5 separate regions of the Homo sapiens genome follow, and regions 1, 2, 3 and 4 are each linked to region 5. A link is a loop called in an ENCODE intact Hi-C map of the cell type or tissue named here. Cell type or tissue: PC-3. All regions are shown on one strand.

Evidence for each region. Hi-C counts contacts between places; a loop is a spot of excess contacts. Peaks named below come from ENCODE experiments on the same cell type or tissue, not always from the same donor. Only the 100,000 strongest peaks of a DNase experiment are listed, where the experiment ranks them.
Region 1: a loop joins it to region 5, with 9 times the contacts of the local background. A loop is called at or near these places in 14 of 110 quality-filtered maps.
Region 2: a loop joins it to region 5, with 7 times the contacts of the local background. A loop is called at or near these places in 4 of 110 quality-filtered maps.
Region 3: it touches region 5 in a loop (5-fold over the local background); 5 of 110 quality-filtered maps call a loop at or near these places.
Region 4: a loop joins it to region 5, with 2.6 times the contacts of the local background. A loop is called at or near these places in 12 of 110 quality-filtered maps.

The regions. Positions count from the first base shown.
Region 1 is chr14:52,325,409-52,330,408 of GRCh38, forward strand. It overlaps PTGER2 (prostaglandin E receptor 2), which reads left to right. Exons shown (of 2, transcript NM_000956.4): 2 at 1,813-3,190. The coding sequence ends at 2,046. Among named protein-coding and RNA genes, the nearest start is that of PTGER2, 14 kb to the left of the region's middle. RefSeq lists an enhancer at 1-124. In PC-3, no CTCF peak of the experiment used is centred here; DNase peaks (open chromatin) are centred at 2,333 and 3,043; H3K4me3 peaks cover 775 bases; H3K27ac peaks cover 2,635 bases.
Region 2 is chr14:52,456,024-52,461,023 of GRCh38, forward strand. TXNDC16 (thioredoxin domain containing 16) reads right to left here. Exons shown (of 21, transcript NM_020784.3): 17 at 1,067-1,151. Among named protein-coding and RNA genes, the nearest start is that of TXNDC16, 94 kb to the right of the region's middle. In PC-3, no CTCF peak of the experiment used is centred here; DNase peaks (open chromatin) are centred at 2,068 and 2,878; H3K4me3 peaks cover 728 bases; H3K27ac peaks cover 2,567 bases.
Region 3 is chr14:52,463,637-52,468,636 of GRCh38, forward strand. The region is part of intron 16 of TXNDC16 (thioredoxin domain containing 16); the gene reads right to left. Among named protein-coding and RNA genes, the nearest start is that of TXNDC16, 86 kb to the right of the region's middle. In PC-3, a CTCF peak has its summit at 2,816 (motif pointing right); no DNase peak of the experiment used is centred here.
Region 4 is chr14:52,297,609-52,302,608 of GRCh38, forward strand. No RefSeq gene overlaps it. Among named protein-coding and RNA genes, the nearest start is that of PTGER2, 14 kb to the right of the region's middle. In PC-3, a CTCF peak has its summit at 2,290 (motif pointing right); a DNase peak (open chromatin) is centred at 2,283.
Region 5 is chr14:52,389,970-52,394,969 of GRCh38, forward strand. No RefSeq gene overlaps it. Among named protein-coding and RNA genes, the nearest start is that of PTGER2, 78 kb to the left of the region's middle. In PC-3, no CTCF peak of the experiment used is centred here; a DNase peak (open chromatin) is centred at 2,012; H3K4me3 peaks cover 573 bases; H3K27ac peaks cover 1,234 bases.

The DNA of each region.
Region 1 (5,000 bases), 65 kb before region 5:
GCTGGCCAATTCAGTGTGAATATGTTCTCTGGTTAAACTAGATCATCAACTCAGCTGCAGGCCCTTTCTACAGGAGTGCTCAGTTATGCATCATGTGCACACGTGTGTGTGCATATGTAATCACTAATATGTGTTTTAATCTGTAGACCTATGTGCATCATTATCCTGAATTTCTTACCTCCAAATCACTCTTTTAACACACCAGCCTGTGTAGTTTTCATCCAAAATAGTTTAACTGACAAGAAAGCTATTGCTCCATTGCACCTCCTCACCTAGCTTTCCTCTACTCTCTGGGAAACCCACCATCAATTCTTCTTTTTCCTTACTCATCTGCCAAATCTTTTCTCCATTCCCTATGCCAAGATTCTCCGGCATAAACACCTATGGCTGCCAAACCTTCCTGCTCTTGTCCCAACATAAGCAAACTGAAGATGACTACCCTTTGCGCTCTCTGCAATTTGCTTTGTATATCCAGTTGCCAGATGCCTGCAGAGTAAGTACTCAGAGAAGGGAAACAAGCTGCTCCTTCTTCTGCAGAAGGCGAGTGAAGAAAAGAGGGGCTAGGTGTCTAAAGCCATTGGTAAGAAAGACCCTGGAGCCTTATAAAGCACTGGTTTTAAATGACTAGGTGTGATCTACCTTTGTTTTCCTCTTTTCTGTGAATTTTGTAGAAGTGTGATCTTTATCAAGATGCATTATTCCATTCCTTCCAACCTGCCCAAACATTTATGTTGCTCCCTAAATAACTAAGAAATCGTTTGAGGGCTGGTAGAGCAGTTTGGTCCATATGTAAAGATGTGTCAGCTTTCCAGTGTTCAGGACATTGTTCTGAGGCCTTTGCTCTAATACAGGCCTGCACGTAGCACACAGTGAGCACTGCACTGGCATCAGGAGAGTTGGAATTTGCATCCTGATTTGGCCACTAACCAGCTCTGGGTACTTGAGCAAATTATCTAATTTTCTATACCCCAGTGTCTGCATTTGTAAAATGGATATAATAACAATGAACACTGTGGAGCACTTAGGATGTGAGCACTGATCTAAGTAGCTTACACATATCACTTCCTATCATCCTTTCAGCAACTCTATGAAGTGGGTATGTTATTATTATCACCCATTTTAAAGATGTCAAAACTGAGGCACAAAGGTTCATTATTAATATCTTGCCATTGATCTCAAACTATATACAGAGGTAGGATTCAAACCCAGTCCAATGGCCAGAACTCATACTCCCACTCAGGGTGTTCCATTGCAGACCCTGTCTCGCTGAATTGTGATCATTAGATTTAGTATTTGGAAGTAAATGTAACATGTTATTAGTTTTCCTGAAGTTCACTTCCCTATCTGTTAAAAAGAGACAATCTCTAAGTTTCAGAGTTTCTATAAGGAGTAGAGATAAAGCGGGGTTAGTACCCAGAACAATTCATGACACATATATTAGGTTATTGATACACTGGAGCTACTAATATTATCATTATTATTTATATTGTTAAAAGATTCTATTCTAGATGACAAGAAAAGTTTATTTCTCTCCACTCCCAATGACACCAAGACATTGTGCATGGTGTTAATGTTAATTGCATTCCACAGAAAACATGCTTTCATTGAGTTCAAGGGGAAAAAATACATTCATTATGTTACAGTTTACATAAGGAAGAAAGGTAAGATTCCCAACCCCCACCTTTCGTTCCCCACCACTACCACAGACAAAACATGGTTTTGCTTTTAAATCTCAAGACATAACATAGGGTCTAAGCCTGTCTACTGCTACGATGTAAAACTAACATCATTTTTCCCCTTTGCTTCTTACAGATTTTTGCATATATGAATGAAACCTCTTCCCGAAAGGAAAAATGGGACCTCCAAGCTCTTAGGTTTTTATCAATTAATTCAATAATTGACCCTTGGGTCTTTGCCATCCTTAGGCCTCCTGTTCTGAGACTAATGCGTTCAGTCCTCTGTTGTCGGATTTCATTAAGAACACAAGATGCAACACAAACTTCCTGTTCTACACAGTCAGATGCCAGTAAACAGGCTGACCTTTGAGGTCAGTAGTTTAAAAGTTCTTAGTTATATAGCATCTGGAAGATCATTTTGAAATTGTTCCTTGGAGAAATGAAAACAGTGTGTAAACAAAATGAAGCTGCCCTAATAAAAAGGAGTATACAAACATTTAAGCTGTGGTCAAGGCTACAGATGTGCTGACAAGGCACTTCATGTAAAGTGTCAGAAGGAGCTACAAAACCTACCCTCAGTGAGCATGGTACTTGGCCTTTGGAGGAACAATCGGCTGCATTGAAGATCCAGCTGCCTATTGATTTAAGCTTTCCTGTTGAATGACAAAGTATGTGGTTTTGTAATTTGTTTGAAACCCCAAACAGTGACTGTACTTTCTATTTTAATCTTGCTACTACCGTTATACACATATAGTGTACAGCCAGACCAGATTAAACTTCATATGTAATCTCTAGGAAGTCAATATGTGGAAGCAACCAAGCCTGCTGTCTTGTGATCACTTAGCGAACCCTTTATTTGAACAATGAAGTTGAAAATCATAGGCACCTTTTACTGTGATGTTTGTGTATGTGGGAGTACTCTCATCACTACAGTATTACTCTTACAAGAGTGGACTCAGTGGGTTAACATCAGTTTTGTTTACTCATCCTCCAGGAACTGCAGGTCAAGTTGTCAGGTTATTTATTTTATAATGTCCATATGCTAATAGTGATCAAGAAGACTTTAGGAATGGTTCTCTCAACAAGAAATAATAGAAATGTCTCAAGGCAGTTAATTCTCATTAATACTCTTTATTTATCCTATTTCTGGGGGAGGATGTACGTGGCCATGTATGAAGCCAAATATTAGGCTTAAAAACTGAAAAATCTGGTTCATTCTTCAGATATACTGGAACCCTTTTAAAGTTGATATTGGGGCCATGAGTAAAATAGATTTTATAAGATGACTGTGTTGTACCAAAATTCATCTGTCTATATTTTATTTAGGGAACATGGTTTGACTCATCTTATATGGGAAACCATGTAGCAGTGAGTCATATCTTAATATATTTCTAAATGTTTGGCATGTAAATGTAAACTCAGCATCAAAATATTTCAGTGAATTTGCACTGTTTAATCATAGTTACTGTGTAAACTCATCTGAAATGTTACAAAAATAAACTATAAAACAAAAATTTGAAAATGGAGTAGTATTTTATGAACTCCCTCAAATAACATTTTGTGATTAATATAAACATAGTATCTTTTAAATGAGTTCAAAGTGGAAAAATTATATTTAATTTGGCAGATTCGTAAAGTGTGGTTGCCAGGTTTTAAAGTGAGGTTGCAAATTAGAGTTTAAAATATTCATTATAATACTTGGTATTAGAAGATATTTTTTTCCTCCAGTTTTTACCCTTCCAGTATGATCTTTAAAATAGTAGAATCATCTTATTTTTTTCATAGTGATATTATTGGATAGCCACTCCTTAAAAAAAAAAAAGAGATGCTTGTTTTCTCCAAAGTCTCATTGAGTTGTTTATCCAAAGCTATTTCCTTTAAGCAGTTATCAAACTAGCTGATCACTTAGAATGATTTCAAACCAATCTAGGCATCAGTGTATTTTGATACAAACAATCTACGTCAAATCAGCTCTTAAGAAGAATAAATAAGTGGTTTGCTTTTCTACAAATTTAAACAAGCCAGGCAAAATTTAACTTAACTAAAATCTAGACATGTAAATAAATCTTCCCTGTCCACCAGGCATTCTAAAGTTAAGAAATTATTCTAAATGGGACTAATTAGGCCCATGGGTAATTCCTAAACATAAAATTCTGAAGTTGCTTTGAACTAGAAGATTAATTACTTTTATCAGATGACTTGTTTTTCTCCAGATGAAAATGTCAACTACAATTTTTCACCCCACCTTACTGCCCCCCTAAAATCCCAGAATAATGCCTGAGAACTGAAAACAAAAACACAAAATTGGACATAATATCACTAGCAGGAACAAAATGATTTGCTCTGGAGCCCAAAGTATAAGAATTTAAGCCACTTATTTAAGCACTGGTATATTTCTAGAACTCTGTTTCCTCATGTACTCCTGTTCCATGTACTGTGCTGAACGACTAAATCCTGGTATTTCATTTATACCAATATATATGTAGAAGGAGTTGAAAGTAAAAATACTCTGTAATAGTCATTACCTCCTATTAATGGCAATTTAAAGGTAGCTTAGAAAAAAATTACTAAAATTAGATATGTAAATATTCCCTTTCTAAAAATCCTGTCACATCAGACATACCTGTTTAAGTTACTGTTTCATCATCAAGTTAAATAAAAGAACAGAATTTACTTAGCCTGATATATTAAAGACTGAATTGTGATAAAAGAAGATCTAGACTTTATTCTTTGCCCCTAGTAGTCAGAATGAAAAGGGAGAAAGAAACCATAGTCGGGATTCCCTGCAGCATGCCAGCCCTAAGTTTAGGTGTTTCGATATGAGATGGACCAAGCTCTCTGCTCTGAGCTGAATTGTTCCTAAATGGTTCAGTGTGGCCCTGGTCATCTTTTCCAAGAAAGAACTGAAAAATTCTGGTGCTAAATTGTGGCCTTGAATCTCCAAAAATCTGATCGGGATCTGAGTTTGTTTAGAAGGTATAAGATGACTCTAGAAGACCTGCATCACAAAGTGGGTTGGACCCATGACAACCCAGAGCAAGACCGAAACTCTAGAAACCACTCCAACTCCAAATCATGATGCTTGCAGAGGTCTCGAACCCTGAGGAGGGAGGGCAAAACTGATTCACATCACTACACGCTCATGTAACTCAGTTACACTTTGGCATCTCTGTCTCCTCAGCATCAGTGCACTTTGAGAGAGGGATTGTCCTAATGCTAATGGCAGGTCAGCTCTGATCTGAACCAAGAAATAACAACACATTCCACTTTAGAATTTGATGACTTTGAAAGGCAAGGGGAGACAATTAGCTCTCACTTAGGCAG
Region 2 (5,000 bases), 66 kb after region 5:
AACAAGAGCCCAAATCCACCCTCCCACAATCCCTTTCGCTAACTAAACCTAAAAGAAAATTATCTAAATAGAAGAAAGCTTTGTGTAAAATTACTAGTGAAGTAGTCATGTATAATAACTTAATTCATGCCAGAACAAAGTATAGACATTATAACAACATAAGCATTAGTTGAGAGGCCAGTTTTCAGGTCACTTAAAGGAACCTCTTAGTTGACCAGTTGGTTATAAACAAAACACACTCTGAAAACTACTGGTCTAGCTCTTTGGACCACAGCTAGACGCACAATGACAGCAGAGTAGAAGATCATGGGTGATTACCCATTGTCAGATGGACAGTCCTCATATTTCCTTCTTTAATATATACTTTATGAAAATCAGTGATTTCACAAATAGAACAAAAGCCTGATCACCAAGAGCATATGTCACCAGTGTTCAAGATGAAAGATTTAAGCTTAGAAATCACAATTAGGAATTTATAGTCAGAAGCTAAGAAAGACAAACTACTGGGGCTTAGTAAGTACACCTATACCTGAAAATGGGCCATAGAGAATGTGATATGTATTAATAATAATCTCCAAATTTGCAGTTCAGTCCTTCATTCTATAGCAACTAAAATATTTTGGTAGTCCATAGAAGTCCCACCTTCTACAGATAAGGTAATTTAAGAAGCTAAAAAAGCACTGATTTTTATACACACACGTACCCACTCACCCACCCAGGGGGTAAATAAAACCTCAGATGCTCAAAAAGAAAAATTTATCCCAAACTATGATAACTCCAAAGAACCACATTGTAGGTAATAGAACCCAAAGAGGAAAATTTTTATAGGAGGATGGTGAAGTACGAATCCAAGACTGCCCCATGGGGTCTTTGGTCTAAAATAAAAGAATAGCTAAAGAATCTAAAGTATTTCCCAGGTACTTTATTTCCTAGAAGGAAATAAAAAAAATTTCTTTAGATTGCTACCTTATTTTCCTCCATCAGCTGTGTAAATATAAGCAATTATTAGATAACATTATTTTGCATAATTTCTCCCTCCCTAAAATTAAAAGAGCAATAAACTTACAGTAGCAAAACATCTTCTTCAGAATAAATTCCAGTGATAACATATCCTTTTAGGTAGTTTCCTGCTTCACTAAAATCTTCTTTTGCTATAAATACATAGAGAAGACAAAAATCTGAAACCTTTATAATTATGTATGCTATTCAACTGATGAAGAGATTTATAGGTGGTAGTATTTCATTATTAATTAATTACAAAAATATTTAAGTGCAGATGTCTTATATAATTTAGTGGTTCCAAAATAAATCTGTATTCTCTTTATGACATGGGATTACTAAAGAAATGTCAATTGATATAATGCAACATGGCTTCCAAAACAAATGTACTCTAAATGTAATTCATAAGCTTTATAGCACTCTAATCATAATTACTGAATAAATACTTTTTGCCTTTTAATTTACTCCTATGGCAGAGTAAATGGAGACAGCTGTCTTATGTGTAGCCTGAAAAGAGAAGTAGGTATGTGAAATGATATGCACATTATAACCATAAAATCTGAAAGTATCTATATGCATAAAAAATAGCAGACTGAAAATTCTAGCCCTCTAACAGTGTCTGTGTTAGGGTTGTGCAAGTAGAAGGGATTCTGTGTCTTTTAAAAAACAATTCCTACATTTTCTCTAATGTGTTTTCATTAGTTTTGAACTTTGATTAATTTGTATTGTCTTTTCTCATTTGTTAGGATACACATATTCAAAATACAAGCTATTTCTACAAATTTCTGAATACATTTTCATTAATAATAGCATACTGTGGATCTTGTTAATAATGACTATCCTATAACCAAGAAGCAAGTCTGAATTAAATCATTGTAGACTAATGAGAAAAGCACAGAGGTGGACTTATAGGTCAAATTCTTGCCAAGTGAAGGCCAAATGATAATTCAATTCATACATGAAAGATTCACAGCAGTCAAACAGAAAAACACTCATGGAAGAATGAGTCACATAGTACCTACTAGGCTAGGCATGCTGAACCCAAAGATCTGTACCTCAGCAGTCAGCACTACATTCATGATGTAAGCATTCAACATTGTCAACATTGGGTAACCACAAGATTATTTTCTTTAAAAAGGGTACATACTTTCCCTAAGATTGAGCAATACTGTCTGTAGGAAAGCAAACTTACTAGAGTAGCTCAGTAGGCAGCATGGGGAGCTCATTTACAATCACAGATTTAATGAGACAACTGGCCAGGTGCGGTAGCTCACGCCTGTAATCCCAGCACTTTGGGAGGCGAGGTGGGTGGATCACTTGAGGACAGGAGTTTGAGATTAGCCTGGCCAACATGGTGAAACCCCATCTCTACTAAAATACAAAAATTAGCTGGGCATGGTGGCATGTGCCTGTAGTCCCAGCTACTCAGGAGGCTGAGGCATGAGAATCGCTTGAATTTGGGAGAAGGAGATTGCACTGAGCTGAGATCATGCCAGCCTGGGCCACAGAGCGAGACTCTGTCTCAAAAAAAATAAAAAGAGAGACGAGAGACAGAGAGAAAATTTATTAAAATATTTTTTTAGCCCATGCTACATCAAAGTAGAAAAGACACATGAGATTATAAACTAGAAAGGACTGTGTGTCTGTACTTTCATTTCTAAGAGTGAACAGAGTGAAATTCCAGTCAATGGATAAACTATATCTAAAGCAATGACATAACAGAATCTGTTTCAGCTTCTTTTCATTTTAGGTAAGTAGCAATAGAAAAGTACACCATTATTTCCATATAATTTCCTCATACAAAAGACTCTCTACTTATGAATATGTCTCTTAAAAAGTCTCTTCGTAAATCCATGTGTTTGTAAATCCTAAGTGACTCACAGGATGGGAAAATATATGACTGTAGATCTCAGATGCATATCCATTTCCACTAAACTAGAATACATATTTTCCTCTGAACATTCAAAACCAGGCATATTCTCCTCCTTGGTAAAAACTGTATATATGCCAAAATATATGGCAACCTCAAATACAAGAAAGTACTCAATTATCTGAATAAAAATATGCACAAAAAGCTTTTCAGCTACTATAAATATATTTTAATTGCATAAAATAAACATATTTATTTAGCAATATTATTTTTTCTACTATCACATCTTATTGAATAATTATTTTTATAGACACACACACATACATACATCTGTTTTTTAGCTCTGTCAGCAGGGAGAGCTGAGAAGCAAGAAAACCCCAGTAACTAAAAGCACTCCTAACCCCTATATTATACAAACTAGAAAACCTGAAAGAGATGGATAAACTCCTGGACACATACACACTACCAAGACTGAACCAGGAAGAAATTGATTCCCTGAACAGACCAGTAACAAGTTCTGAACTTGAATCAGTAATAAATAGCCTACCAACCAAAAAAAGCCCAGGACCTGATGGATTCACAGCCAAATTCTACCAGACATACAAAGAAGAGCTGATACCATTCCTATTGAAACTATTCCCAAAAATTAAGGAGGCGGGACTCCTCCCCAGCTCATTCTATGAAGCCAGCATCATCCTGATACCATAACCTGGCAGAGACACAACAAAAGAAGAAAATTTCAGGCCAGTATTCCTGATCAACATTGAAAATCCTCAACAAAGTATGCAAACTAAATCCAGTAGCACATCAAAAAGCTAATCTACCACAATCAAGTAGGCTTCATCCCTGGGATGCAAGGTTAGTTCAACATATGCAAATCAATAAATGTGATTTATCTCATAAACAGAACTAAAGACAAAAATCACATGATTATCTCAGTAGATGTAGAAAAGGCCTTCAATAAAATACCCCTTCATGTTAAAAACTCTCAATATACTAGGTACTGAAGAAACACACCTCAATAAGAGCCATCTATGACAAACCCACAGTCAACATCATACTGAATGGGCAAACGTTGGAAGTAATCCCCTTGAAAACTGGCACAAGACAAGGACACCCTCTTTCACCACTCTTACCCAATGCAGTCTTGGAAGTCCTAGCTGGAGAAATCAGGCAAGAGAAAGAAAAAAAGAGCATCCAGGCTGGGCACAGTGGCTCACTCCTGTAATCTCAGCACTTTGGGAGGCCGAGGTGGGAGGATAACGTGAGCTCAGGAGTTTGAGACCAGCCTGGGTAACACGGCTAAACCCCATCTCTACTAAAAATGCAAAAATTAGATCTCTGCAAGGAGAATTATAAAACACTGTTCAAAGAAATCAGAGAAAACACAAACAAATAGAAAAACATCCCAAGCTCATGAATGGGAAAAAACAATATCATTAAAATGGCCATACTGCCCAAAGCAATCTATAGATTCAATGCTATTCCTATCAAACTACCAATGATATTTTTCACAGAACTAGAAAAAAAGTATTTCAAAAATCGTATGAAAGTCAAAGAAGGTTGAACATTATCTTCTGACAATGTTTTTCATGTAATTTTCCATAATAAATTAACCTGTTCATTATCTCTCTTTTGGATGTTGCAGGGGCCCTCTGTAACATTTGAAAGTTACTTTGAGGTCAAAAAGACTTAATTTTGAACTTGATTTTGGGAAGCCTATTAAATATGTCAAAAGTTTAAAACACTTATCAAAATAGATCACAGGTCACTGTAAAATAAATCATTTATTTAGCCAAAGTGATAATTAAGAGGTTTTAAAAAGCAAAGACCTTTATTTGTTGATTAAAAAAGGACTCAGAATATGTCTATAGAATATGTCTCTTCTTTCTCCCTTTTTTGAGAGTTTATTCAAAACGTGAATGAAAGTGTTTTATTGTGTCTTATTAGTATTACATGAAATTTATGTGCAAAAGAGAAAACTAAATTTGTATTCTTTTATTAGTGTATTATCAATTCTAAAGCTGATTTTAATAAAAACTTATATACAAATCTCATTTCAGTCAGCTTTTAATCACACAAGATTTTAAAATAAACTTTGTAATCTCATAACAATTTTGAAGTTTTCTAA
Region 3 (5,000 bases), 74 kb after region 5:
TTGACCAAAACTTGGTGAGTGGTATAAGAGTTGGTTATAGTCTGTTTATACATTTAGTTAGGTTACAGTTCACTACTTATAGAGAAACCTTTAGTCTGAACTTAAAATATATACGGAGGCAGCTTTAGGCTAAATTTAACACGAGTTAGCTTTTATTAACAAAACACAAATTTATATAGAAATGTTAATAAATTCATAAGATTTTTATCATTATTTATTCTCTCTTCAATAGATGTTGATAGTCCAGCTACTAATATATCAGTGTTTGCAAAAAAACAAAAACAAACTAAAAGAAATAAAAAGGAACGAATATCTAACTGACAATGTTGGGAACAATCAATCCAGTCAAATAATGAAGTTATCATATCCAGGCTACATCATTCTGGCACACCAGAACTACCTTTAAATAATTTAACATTACGTTTTTGACTTGTATTGCGAGATGACTGTATGTACATTTTATCATCATTTGTGTAAAAATATGATCAAGTACACCATTTCTTATGTTGATTCCCAATGTAAAAAATAATATGAAAAATTCTTTTCAATATTTGAATTAGGAAAAAGTTTTCTCTGTGGATTAATCAGCATCCTAACTTGTGTGTTGTGATTTATTACATATGACGATAGACGGCAAAAATTTCATCTTTTTGTTTCTAGTTGCTACCAGATTGCTTAGGGCTAAGTTTTATGACAAACGACAGTGTTTTCTAGACTTTCTACATAATTACCCCCTACTGTTTTATTGCTGAGTTTTTACACTGTTTTCAATGATTTTATCCTATTTGTGCTTTTTATGATCTGAAGACTTAAATTCTTCTTGGAAGGAGGCCTAGTGTGAATAATAAATGAGAAGGTTAGGGCACCAGGCACCTGAGGTACAGAGAGGACACTGTCAACCGTTGGAGCAAAAACATTCAAAAGGGAAGGAAGGTGGAGGAGTAAAACACAGACTTACTTCCCAATTTTTCATAAAAATTTTTTTTTTCATTAGAAGGTTATGCTCTCTATAAGGCCAGGTGCGGTGGCTCACGCCTATAATCTCAGCACTTTGGGAGGCTCAGGTGGGCAGATCACTACAGGCCAGGAGTTTGAGACCAGCCTGGCCAACACAGTGAAACCCTGTCTCTACTAAAAAGACAAAAAATTAGCTGGGCGTGCTGCTGCATGGCACATGTCTGTGGTCTCAGTACTTGGGAGGCTGAGGCATGAAAACTGCATGAACCTGGGAGGTGGAGGTTGCAGTGAGCCAACATCATGCCACTGCATGTCACTGAGCCTGGGTGACAGAGCAAGACTCTGTCTCAAAAAAAATAAAAAATATAAAGATATGCTCTCTAGGATTTTGCCTTCAAAGATGATAAGCCACAGGGCACATATTAATATTCTTATTATTTATTTTTTGTAAGTTCCTTTCGTTTTTACTTTTTACAATTCTGAAAACAAAGTAGAAAAAAATTGCTAGATGTAAATTTGTAGAAAGCAAAATTTAATATGTAGTTAATAGTATCTACTATGTGCAAACATAATGCTAGACCAGTGGGGTCCTCTTCTCAGACAAATATTCTTAAACTCTTTCATTCAGAATTTGAAATCCAACTCAAGAAAAGAAAAACAAGGAGGAGGGAAGTTTCCTAGATAAATGGTAAGAGTTAGTATAATGAAGTAAACATTGGCCAGGCGCAGTGGCTCACGCCTGCAATGCCAGCACTTTGGGAGGCCGAGGCGGGTGGATCACGAGGTGAGGAGATCGAGACCATCCTGGCTAACACGGTGAAACCCCGTCTCTACTAAAAATACAAAGAGTCAGCCGGGCTTGGTGGCGGGCGCCTGTAGTCCCAACTACTCGGGAGACTGAGGCAGGAGAATGGCGTGAACCTGGGAGGCCGAGCTTGCAGTGAGCCGAGATCGCGCCACTGCACTCCAGCCTGGGCGACAGAGCAAGACTCCATCTCAAAAAAAAAAAAAAAAAAATTGAGGGTTTTGTTACCGACTCAAGAGGCCACCTAGATGCAAAAGCAACAAATAACATTCCCAGAAATACTATCGGTCAGAAAAAACACCCTATGTGTACCCTTCCTTAAAAACTTATTGAAAGACACATTCCTGTGAAGCAAGAGATAAATAAAGAGTAACGGTCTAAGTAAAGAGAAGGTGTGATATTTAAAAAATACTGTAGTTTATGCTGCCATGTAAAACTATCAAAGTAAAAATAATTGTTATAAGCATATCAAAGTTGAATGCAAAAACATTAATTTGAATTGCATCAAAAATAAGATGAATTAATAAGTAGAAAGATATACAGGTATATACTAAAGCAAATATAAAATGTTAATGGTAGAATCTAGGTGGTGAGTATATGGGTGTTCACTGTACAATTCTTTGAACTTTGCTGTGTGCTTGAAAAAGTTCATAATAAAATGTTGGAAAAGTGAATGAAGGATTTTCTTTCAAAAATTTCCAACATTTTATTACGTATGATGCAATAAATAATTAAATAAATAAATAAAAGCTCAGCAATAAAGGTAATATGAATCCATAACATGAAACCATGGCATACAAAGAAAAAAAAACCATAGAACCCCATCTCTACTAAAAATACAAAAAGTAGCCAGGCATGGTGGCACATGCCTGTAGTCCCAACAACCTGGGAGAATGAGGCAGGAGAAATGCCTGAACCTGGGAGGCAGAGGTTGCAGTGAGCTGAGATCACACCACTGCACTCCAACCCGGATGACAGAACAAGACTCTGTCTCAAAAAAAAAAAAAAAAAAAAAAAAGACTTCAAAAAAGAAATTAAAAGCATCTTCCACAAGAGGGAGTCCAAATCATTGAAACGATCTTTAACTTTATAGGTTCAAATATGTTTTTGGGGAACATTTTCTCTAGTCCTGGAGAAAATACAAGCAAAAGAAGCAGACACCATATTTTAAAAAATAAAGAAAAATGGCCAGGCGCGGTGGCTCATGCCTGTAATCCCAGCACTTTGGGAGGCCGAGATAGGCGGATCACAAGGTCAGGAGATGGAAACCATCCTGGCTAATGCGTTAAAACCCCGTCTCTATTAAAAATATAAAAAAATTAGCGGGGCATGGTGGCAGGCTCCTGTAGTCCCAGCTACTCGGGAGGCTGAGGCAGGAGAATGGCGTGAACCCGGGAGGCGGAGCTTGCAGTGAGCCGAGATCACGCCACTGCACTCCAGCCTGGGTGACAGAGCAAGACTCCATCTCAAAAAATAATAATAATAAAAAATAAAGAAAAACAATAATGAAGCATAAAACAAGCAGCAGATATCCAAATCAGTTAAGAGAATAAGTATAAATTACTAATGTTCACCTAGTAGAGTCAATAGAAAAAAAAACAAGAAAATATTTAAAAAGACAGATCAGAGACTTGACTCTATATTCAACATGTATTATAAAACTAATAGACTAAGTATCAATAGGTAAAGTGAATAAAATAGAAAACAATTAAACAGACATATATCACACACACACACATATAGATAAGGACAACATGGTGCTGGTGAAATCACATATAGAGGAGAAAAAAAGGATAAACGTTAACTATTAGAAAAAAAATTAAGTTGGCACCAACACTCATCCCATGCACTAAAATATCTAAAGGGTTAAAAACTTTTAAAAAAGGGAAAAAAATCACAATCAACAGAGTAAAAAAGCAATCTATGGAATGAGAGAAAATATTTACAAATCAAATCTTTGATAAAGGATAATATCCAGAATATATAAAGAATTTCTGCAACAAAAATATAAATAACCCAATTTAAAAACAGGCAAAGGAGTTACAGACATTTCTCCAAAGAATATATACAAATGACCAAGAAGCATAATGAAAAGATGCTCAGCATCACTAATCGTCTGGGAAATGCAAATCAAAGCCACAACAAGATATCACCTCACACCCATTAAGATGGCTATCATAAAAAATAAAATAAAATAACGAATATTGGCAAGGATGTTAAAGTCATTGGAACCCCTGTACACTGTTGGTAGGAATGTAAAATGATGCAGCCAGGGCGGAAAATAGTACTGCGGTTCCTCAAAAACTAAAAACAGAATTACCATATGACCCAGCAATTCCACTTCTCAGTATGTACTCAAAATAATTGAAAGCAGAGTACCAGAGAGATATTTCCATACCCATGTTCACAACCGCGTTATTCACAACAGCCAAGAGGTAGAAGTAACCCAAAAATTCATTAATGGATAAACAGATAAACAAAATAAGATATATACATACAATGGAATACTATTCGGCCTAAATTGGAAGGAAATTCTGACACACACTACAATATAGATGAACCCTGAAGACATTATGCTAAGTGAAATAAGTCAGTCAGAAAAAGATAAATACTGTATGATTCCACCTGTATGAGGTACATAGAGTAGCCAGACTCATATAAACAGAAAGTAGAGTGGTGGTTACCAGGGCCTGGGAGGAGGATGAAATGAAAAGCTGTTGTTTAATGAGTACAGAGTTTCAGTTTTGCAAGATGAAAATGTTCTGGAGATTAGTTGTACAACAATGTGAATATACTTAATACTTGTAAAACATACACTTAAAAATGGGTAAGATGGTAAATTTTACGTTATGTGTATGTTATCAAAATTTTTTTAAAAGAAAAAATATACAAAGCAAGACAAATTAAAATAGGAAAATATTGTAAATTAAAGCAAGAAAAAATACAGGTGAATATTAGGTGACAAAAATGATAGGGTTTTTTATAGCTAAAAGCAATAGAAGAAATCTTAAAATCAATAGATTAAAAAAATTTTAAACTGTGATATACAAAATTATCATTAAACAAAGCTAAAGAGCAAATAACAGACTGAGGGAAAATAACTGAAACAAAATGACAAAAGCTTAATATCCTTAATATACAAAGGTCTCACACCAATTCATTAGACAAACAGTAAAACTCCATTTTAAAAAGTGAGTGGGCAAGTACAGTGGCTCATGCCTATACTACCAGCACTTTG
Region 4 (5,000 bases), 92 kb before region 5:
GGGAAAAATATTGCCAAGAGTTAATGTATTTTATATATTAATAAAAATATACAGTCACATATTGCTTAATGAAGAGATACATTCTGAGAAATGTGTGATTAGGCAGTTTGTAGTGAGAACATCATACCCCGTATTTACACAAACCCAGATGGTACAGGTTTGCACACCTAGGCTATATGGTATGGCCTATTGCTCCTAGGCTACAAACCAGTACAGCATGTTACTATATTGAAAACTGTAGGCAATTGTAACACAGTGCTAAGTATTTGTGTGTCTAACATATCTAAACATAGAAAAGGTGCAGTAAAAATATAGTATTAAAGGAAAAAATGGTTCACCTGTGTGGGGCACTTACCATGAATGGAACTTGTAGGACTGGAAGTTGCTCTGGATGAGACAGTGAGTGGGTGGTGAGTGAAGGTGAAGGCCTAGGACATTACTATACACTACTGTGGACTTTATAAACATTGTACACTTACATTACATTTATTTTTAATTAAAAATAGGGTTTTTTCTTTGATAGTAAATTAACTTTGGCTTACTGTATGACCACCATATACGCAGTCCATTGTTGACAGAAATGGCTTCATCAGGACATGGTTCTATTATATCTTTATATGAAGCAGAGGCGATAGTAGAAAGTATTTCGTCCATGGCCATGTGGTCTTGGATAAGTCATTTAGCTTCTCTAAACCTCAATTTCCTTCCTTCTTGCAGGTTGTGGCAAGGCATAAATATACATAAAGCTCTTGGCATAATATTCTACTCATTATGGTTGACCAACAAATGATAGCTAATTAGTAGTGGTGGTAGTGGTAATTATACTTGTAATGATCGTAAAAGCTCACATAACTAAGAAAGCATTGTCCCCAAAGATAAATGCGTAAAAAACATGAACAGAGAATTCTCAAAGGAGAAAATAAAACTCATGAACTTGGAAAAATGTTTGACCTCACCAAAAGTCAGAAAAGTTCAAATTAAAGCCATGAAATGGCATTTTTTCACCCACCAAATTATCCAAACATTTTTTTAAAAGTAGTACCCAGTGGTGGGAGGGTGTGTTGAAATCGATATTTTCATACATTGCTGATGATTTATAAATTAGCACAACTGTGTTAGGAAGTAATGTGTAAATATGTACTGTCATTTCCCCAAAAGATCATATTCTCTGATTTAGTAATTTCAAGGCTGAGATTCACTCCTTGGAACAGACCCCAAACATGAAAATGCTACATGCAAATGAATGTTCAATGTAGTTGTTCTTGAATAATTAAAAACAATCTAGCTGTCCAGCAGTGGGAGAAATTACTACAATTTACTCAGTAGATATGATAATTAGAATGTTACTCGGAAAATATAAGAAGTAAGGCCGGGCGCGGCGGTTCACACCTGTAATCCTAGCACTTTGGTAGGCCGAGGTGGGCAGATTGCTTGAGCTCAGGAGTTCGAGACCAGGCTGGGCAAAATGGTGAAACCCTGTCTCTACTAAAATATAAAAAATTAGCCATGCATGGCTAATTTTTTACGTGTGGGCGCCTGTGATCTCAGCTACTTGGGAGGCTGAGGTGGGAGAATCGCTTGAACCCGGGAGGCAGAGGTTGCAGTGAGCCGAGATCACGCCACTGCACTCCAGCCTGGGCGACAGAGCGAGACTCCGTCTCAAAAACAAACAAACAAACAAGAAGTAGTCCAGGCGCGGTGGCTCACGCCTATAATCCCAGCACTTTGGGAGGCCGAGGTGGGCAGATTGTTGGAGGCCAGGAGTCAAGACCAGCCTGGGTAACAATAGCAAAAACCCCGTCACTATCAAAAATACAAAAAATTAACCGGGCGTGGTGGCAAGCACCTGTGGTCTCAGCTACTCATGAGGCTGAGGTGGGAGGATCGGTTGAGCCCAGGAGGCAGAGGTTGCAGTGAGCGGAGATTGAACCACTGTACTGCATCCTGGGCGACAGAATGAGACCCTGTCTCGAAAAACAGTTAAAAAATTAAAAAGAAAATACAATATGAGAAAATAAAACAGGAAGCAGCATTGTATGTGTATTGTATAGCAGACAAAAGTGGAAAGACATATTTCAATTTAGAAACAGTAATATTAAAATGTATGATTATGGAGAATTGCTACTTTTATAATTTATAAATTATAGTTAATTAAAATTAGATTTTGATAATTATTTCCACATGAGTTCTTTCTTCTTTAAATGACACCAAAATTTAACCTCAAAATCTTGGCAAACACTGACAGCCCTGAGTTTTTTTATATTGCTCCTCTAGAGGGAGCACAAGTGCTTAAAATACTTCATAACCATGACAATGTTTCACAATAGTCAAGAATTTTAGAAGGGCAAGAAAACACAGTAATCTACTGCAGTTTATCAGTAGTGTAGTCTGGTGTAGATAATCTAGTCTTAGATACAGAAGACACCCTCTAGCTATAAATAATTTATTTTCTATTATTAGAGCTGCTTTTAAGTGACATCAATTTTCTTGCATTGAATATATCATCTTTTTGAGTTGAAGTTCCCAGTAGACAGGAAAATGATGAAAAGGAAAAGAAAATCAAGGATGCAAGCTACTCTCAAAGTCCTAATGTTACTGACATGGAATTATAGTTTAATAACTTTTCCTTAAACTTCCAAAGAAAAGTGCTATCAGCCCATTTAATTTTTTTTTTTTTTTTTTGGTTGTTGTTGTTTGTTGTTGGTATCCTATTAATGTTGAGTTCCGCAGAGCACCAAGAAAAGGAAAGGAAAGAATTTGTATCTTTGATGTATTAGTTAATTTGACTAGGTGCCTACCCAGGCAGGGCAAATCTGATCAACAATCCAATGTGTCTCTTGCTATGCCAATTGCAAAAGGAGATGGGGTTTCGCTTTGGACGGTCCTCAGGGTCAGCCACTTTCTAGCTCTGAGTCCACTCTAAATGTTCTCAAGTTTGTTCGATTTGAATTTCAAAAACCCTAATTACGGTGCATAATTTCCTTCTGTAACCCAGTTTTGCCACAAAGCTTCTTGGAATCAAGAGCAACATGAACAACCATAGCTTCTTCACAAGTACTTATTCCTCCTTCCATCTTTATACACCCAGACAACAAAAAAGGCAATAGAAGATGGGGATGATAGGAACCTGAGAACTCTTTTTTCTTCTGACCTGAACAATGAACATCTTTTCAAATAACATAACAAGTCGTAAGAGAACAGCAGATGAATTATTTCACATGGAATCTAGAGGTAGAAATGCCCCATAAAACTTTTCTATTTGGGGAAGGCTTGCTCAGGAATCTCATTTCCTCTATTGGGTGTAGTCTAACAGATGAGATAAAAGGCCAGGATCCTGCAGGACCATCCCCGCTGTGGAGCCCTTGCCCAAAACGGAGGTGGTGAGCTTCACTCCCTGCCTGTCGGGACATCTTCATCCATCTTCTTTGCACTTTCAAACTACTACTACTACTTAGTATTGTAATCACTTTTTATTATTTAAAAGGATGTGAGCATTGTAGAAAGTTACCCTCCAAAAACCCAAAACCCCTGCTAATTTAACTTAAGGTTCTCCAGCTTTCCATATCAATACATTTTTATCTTATCTAATATCTAGTCCATATTCAAGTTTCCACAATTTATTCCCAAAGTGTCCCGTATAGTTCATTTGTTCAACCCACAGCCCAATCCAGAACCATGCATTGCTTCTGGCTGAAATGTCCTTTGAGTCTCTTGATCGAGCCCGATTTCTCTTCTTCTTCCTCCTTTTTTTTTGTTTTGCGACAAAGTCTTGCTCTATCACCCAGGCTGCAGTGTTGCAGTGTAATCACAGCTCACTGCAACCTCGACCTCCTGGATTCAATCAATCCTCCTGATTCAGCTTCCCAAGTAGCTGGGACTACAGGTGGGCACCACCATGCCCAGCTATTTTTTGTGTTTTTAAATAGAGATAGGATTTTGCCATGTTGCCCAGGGTGGTCTCAAACTCCTGGGCTCAAGCAATCGACCCACCTCAGCCTCCCAAAGTACTGGGCTTACAGGCATGAGCCGCTGCACCCAGCCCTATCTTTCTTCTTTTTAATGACTCTGACTTGTTGAAGAGCCAACCAGGCCAGTTTTCCTAATTCCTGACTTTGTCTGCTTGCCATTTACCATGGCATTCAACTTGTTCCTCAACTGCTGAAGTTTACATCTGAAGTTAAAACTAAATACGATGAATTCAAGTTAATTTTTAAATCTATCATAGATGGTGGTATACTTCACATTGCATCTTCATCATATTAGAGAACATAAATAGTAATTGCTTGCTAAGATTCATCCCTAGGTTAGGGTAATAGTCTAAGCCTTTTATTGAGTGACAGAATGCTGATTTTCTAATTCTGTCATTCTTCTACATTCTTGGCAAGCATTCTTCTGAAAATAGAACTTTCTCTTTCAGCTGGAGCTATTTGGTTACTCTAAGATACATTTCTTACATAAAGGTTAGATAAATGCTTAATTCTTTCTTTCATTACCAATTGTCAAAGTATGAAGTCAATTGTCAAGCCATCTCAAATGATGGCTTACAAGTTCTCTTTTTGGCTTTCTCTTTTTTTAATGTCCCTATAGAAATATGGATTTTTAAAATTTAGTGTGATTCAATTCATTAAATCAATATTCTTTTTGATGTTCAAATTGTTGCAAATTTGGGTAAGGGTGGGCTCCCAATTTGGACATACTTTTTATTTTTATTTTCCATTAAAAAATATTTTTAGCATTTCTTTTGTATTTGTCTACCTATTTATTTTTGTACATGAATAAGTTCTTTAGTGGTGATTTCTGAGATTTTGGTGCACCCATCACCCAAGCAGTGTACACTGTATCCAGTTGTAGTCTTTTATCTCTCACCCCACTCCCGCCCTTTCCCCCACTCCCCAAAGTCCATTGTATCATAGGCCTTTGCATTGGACATACTTTTTAACTTAGATTTTACAGATAATATTCCTTCCTCTGGGCATTATCTCAGTCCCCAATTTATGCTT
Region 5 (5,000 bases):
AAAATGATGAGTTCACGTCCTTTGTAGGGACATGGATGAAGCTGGAAACCATCATTCTCAGTAAACTATCGCAAGGACAGAAAACCAAACACCGCATGTTGTCACTCATAGGTGGGAATTGAACAATGAGAACACATGGAAACAGGAAGGGGTACATCACACACTGGGGCCTGTAGGGGTGTGGGGGGACAAGGGGAGGGATAGCATTAGGAGAAATACCTAATGTAGATGATGGGTTGATGGGTGCAGCAAATCATCATGGCACGTGTATAACTATGCAACAAACCTGCATGTTCTGCACATGTATCACAGAACTTAAAGCATAATAATTTAAAAATAATAATAAATAAAAAGTCTTTAAAATTAAAAAAAAAAGATGAGAAAACTAAGGCACAAAGAGGTTAAATAACTTACCCAACTAGTAAGTGTAGGAGCCAGGATTGTGCCCCAGCAGTGATATATTTTCCCCCTCCTAGTTCAATTCTATACATCCTGGGGATCATGCATAGCCCACCTAGGCAACTACAATAGAGATGGCAATAGCCTTGATTGATCTGCAATGTTCTGTAGTGAAGAAGAAGGAGAAAAGACGAAGAAGAAGATGAAGACGAAGATGAAGATGAAGAAGACAAAGAAGAAGTGAAGAAAAGAAGGAAGGAAGAAGGAAGAAAGAAGAACCACCACCACAACAACAATCTGAAGGAATAGGGGTGATTCAAGAAGTAAGCTGACTAAAGAAATTACATATAATTCACAGTGCAAGTGCTGTGGTGAAAGGTGGGTAAGGTATGCTTTAAAGGCTAAAATTCTCTCTGCCTTTTATTTTTCATTATGGAACCTACAGTTATTTATAATGGTTGACTCCTTGACAGGAAGAAAATATTCCAAATTGCCGAACTGATTTTTTTTTACACTGCCTATAACCCTCTCCAACAAAGCTGGAAACTCCCTTACTCAGGTCAAGGAGATGGTGTTTGGTTTTATTTTAAATTGCGGTAAAAGAGACATCACACAAAATTTACCATTACATGCATTTTTATTTTACAGTTTGGTGGCATGACATATGTTCACATCATTGTTGCACTCACTCTTGTAGTCTGATTTTTAAGACAAGCCTGGATCACAACATAAGAGTCACAATTTGTCAAATAACAGCCACTCCCTTCCCCACAAGGAGTTAGATCCAAGCTGTCTAACTCCTGATATAGTACAAAAACAATTCTGGATGGAGAGAAGAGAAACACAGTGGTAAGAGGCAAATGGTTCGGACAGTATTAAGAAATGGAGTTGGGTTCGCGACCAGCCTCACCAACATGATGAAACCCCGTCTCTACCAAAAATACAAAAATTAGCCAGGTGTGGTGGCGCAAGCCTGTAATCCCAGCTACTCTGTAGGCTGAGGCAGAAGAATCACTTGAACCTGGGAGGCGGAGGTTGCAGTGAGCCAAGATCGCACCATTGCACTCCAGCCTGGGCAACAGAGCAAGACACCGTCTCAAAAAAAAAAAAAAAAGAAAGAAAGAAAAGAAAAAAAGAAAAAGAAATGGAGTTGGGTGCAAAGCAAAGACACAGATATGTAAAGTTAGTGTGAGGCAGGGAAACAAGACTTCCAAATGCCAGCAAATGACTCTGGTGCCATCCTACCTCCCTAACCTGCCGTCCTTCTTGCTTCCTGCTAAACCCTCCTGGAATGCCCTTTCTCTCTCATTTCTCACTCCACACCATCTCTAGCCCAGGAAAACTTGCTCTAATCTTCACTGCATTCATTCATGACCACCCACCACATTTGCAGGTATTTCACTTCTTATTGAAATACATAATGTCAACATCGCACTGCTTTAGATTGTTATTTAGCCCTTTCATGTGCTTCTGACTTGTTCCTCAAAATCAGTGAAGGCTCCCCCAAGTCAGGGACCACATCTTAGGTATGATTCTTCATTAGTCCCACTTCCCATCCACCACCATCCCTCATAAAGCTGACCACATAATAGGCATTCAATGAATACTTGTTGACTCAAATCCCATTATTGTGGAAAACCTTCTAAGTGACCTTTGCATGAGTAAGTTCTCAATCTTTAACTTTCTATTTTTATGTGGCATGCTATGGAGATCCATTGTTTGAAATTGCTTCCAGAATTTCTGTTTACTAAGTATGGTTTGAGTTATTTAGTGCAGGCAAAAAAAAAAAAAAATGACTGTTAGCTGCCGGAAAACATTTTTTATAACATTGTTATTGGCAACTCATGCTGACATGGAACTAGTTCTTTATTTTGGCTGAACTTTGAACACAGATTCACATTTTCTAAGTTTCTTTTGGAGTCAACTTTACTCCCATAATAATTTCCTAAGATTGCCAGCTAAATCTCTCGATATGAAGCAGAAATGGCCTGTATATAGAAGAATGATCTAGCTAAAAGTCCAAAGTCTGTGCTCATTTTACTGCCTTTAGTTAAAATGTTCTGCTAGCAGCAAGGCTGTAATTCCCAAATGTTCACCATATGCACAAGCCCAAGAAAATCAAACAATTTTCTGTTGTAATTGGGTAATAATATGGCCTACCTTCTGTCTTACCATTTGAGTTTGCAATGTGAGCAATAGCAAACACATACCGTTTCTCTCGAGGAAGAACAAAGATTTTCAGGTCAGTATTATTCAAGAATGCACAGCACACAACACCCCAAATTCTGTGATACCAATGACTGCCCCATCTTCCCAACATGAAACACTCATCATGGAGGTTTCTTTTCTTTTCTTTTTCTTTTTTTGAGAAACGGTCTGGCTTTGTCACCCAGGCTGGAGTGCAACAACGTGATTTTGGCTCACTGCAACCTCCTCTGCCTCCTGGGCTCAAGTCATCCTCCCACCTCAGCCTCTCATGTAGCTGGGACTACAGGGACACACCACCATGCCTGGCTAATTTGTATGTATGTATGTATGTATGTATGTATGTATGTATGTATGTATGTATGTAGAGACAGGGTTCCGCCATGTTGCTCAGGCTGGTCTTGAACTCCTGAGTTCAAATGATCCACCCAGCCTCCAGGCATGAGCCACCATGCCCAGCTGGTTTCTTAATGATGATAAATAAGCATATTATAATATTTTAAATTTATTAAACTTCCTTGCATTTAAATTCCATCTTCCAATTAGATTGCAAATTAGAAGTGAATAAGACTTTTTTACATTTGTTTGTTTCACTTATGCTTTGAAACCAATAACTTAATAATTGAATTGACTCATGATTAAGTCAACAAAAGTTGAAGTGGCTTTTTCCATCAGAGATGGCAGATTTTTTGGTATTCTGCATTCAGAGGATGTTACCATCTTTTATTTATAAATTTAACTTATAAATATTTATCCTTTATTTAATCAGAGGGTTGCCTAGACCAAACGGCATAGTTAATACAGAAACCTAGAAGGTGCCAACTTTCTACTATGTTTGATTTTTCAAGTATTTTAAAAAATTTTTGAACTACTCTTTAGCTTTTTTCCCAGGCTGAATCCCATTTCAGATGGCTTTTCTCCTTGAACCAATGCAAGACCAGCTGATAAATGGTACAGTTTACCAATAGGCTAGTACTTCTACCCCATGTTGAATAGCTAAGTCCCTAATGCTCAGCAACACAGGCAATAATCTGTAAGACTAATCACACAAAGGAGGTAGGACATCTCCTTATCCCTACCATCCAGATCTTTCATGGACCCCGGGTTCTTCCATCTCCCCAGGGTACTGGTAGCCAGTGGGATTCCATTCCATGCTGTGTACATCAGATAACTGGCTCAGTCCCACTCCCCACCTCTCTTTTTTTATTCTCTTCTCTCCTCTTCCTCCCCTCACCAGCCTTTCCTTAAGAACCACAGTCCTATGAGACCCCCAGGAGACTATTCTACTGTCTTCCCCTGCACTGACCTGGGCATGCAGGAGCCTTTGCCTCACACTCCTGCTAGCTCTTCCTTCCCACCAACCCCACAGATGCTTCCTGAAGCCCCTGTGCCCTCCCTTCCCGCCCAAACCACGCCAGGAAGTCCCATGCCCCATCCTTCCCAACCCGGGGAACATGCGAAAGTCAGGCCAGTGTAAGTGAGGGGTTGGGAGTGAGAGGCAGGAAGGGGGTACTTTTATTTCTGGGGTTGTGAGAAAATAAATTCCTGTAATCCCAAGTTAGAATCTGGAACAAACAAAAACAAAGTAATAAGGAACGATTTGTTTTTCTAGTGCTTAGAGTATTGTTCCTTTGGCCATATTCAATGATGTTGTGAAGACTGGCCTGGAAAACTATACCACCTCTTGATTTAAAAAATAAATCTGGGGTGTGGGCTGCATTTTGAGCTCCACTAGTCTACAATCTAACCCAATCTAACTCCATCCCCTTCCTTAATTCCACTACTACTTTCCCTGATTGAGCCCATTGATTCTCACAGCTTCAGTTCTCACCTCTAAAAAATGAGTCAAAACCTAGAATTCAAGTGCAACTTATCCTCTGAGCACCAGGCACACATTTCATCTTGGAGATGTGCCCCAGGCCAGGCTGTCCTCAAAGTTTCCCAACTCAATAAGGTACCCACTGAGCTCCATATCTTCCCCCTCATATCTGCCCACGGCCAGTGCAGACAGACCTATGAAAATATTTAAAAGGCACTCCCCTGGGGGCAGTGGGGAGATATGAAAAATGAAATATGAAATGTGCCTGCCCCTTCCTTTGGGGGACTAGGAGCACAGCTTCCCAGGTCAGAGGCTCCCAGGTCAAGGAGCTCAGCTCAGCTACCAGAGCACACGCTCAATTTCAACTCTGGGCTGTCATTCTTTTACGGAAGCTCCTCCTCCCCTCTTCCCTCTTTCTGTCACTATTTTCTCAGTCACCAGGGTTGAACATCTACCAGTCAGCTTGGAAGTCAGTTCTTCCAGCAAGTCTTCCCTGACCCTCGGAGTTAGGATGCGGTGCCCTCAGTGTCCCGTGCCCCCCTCCCCCATCTGTCCCCGCCCCTTAGACTTAGCGCGC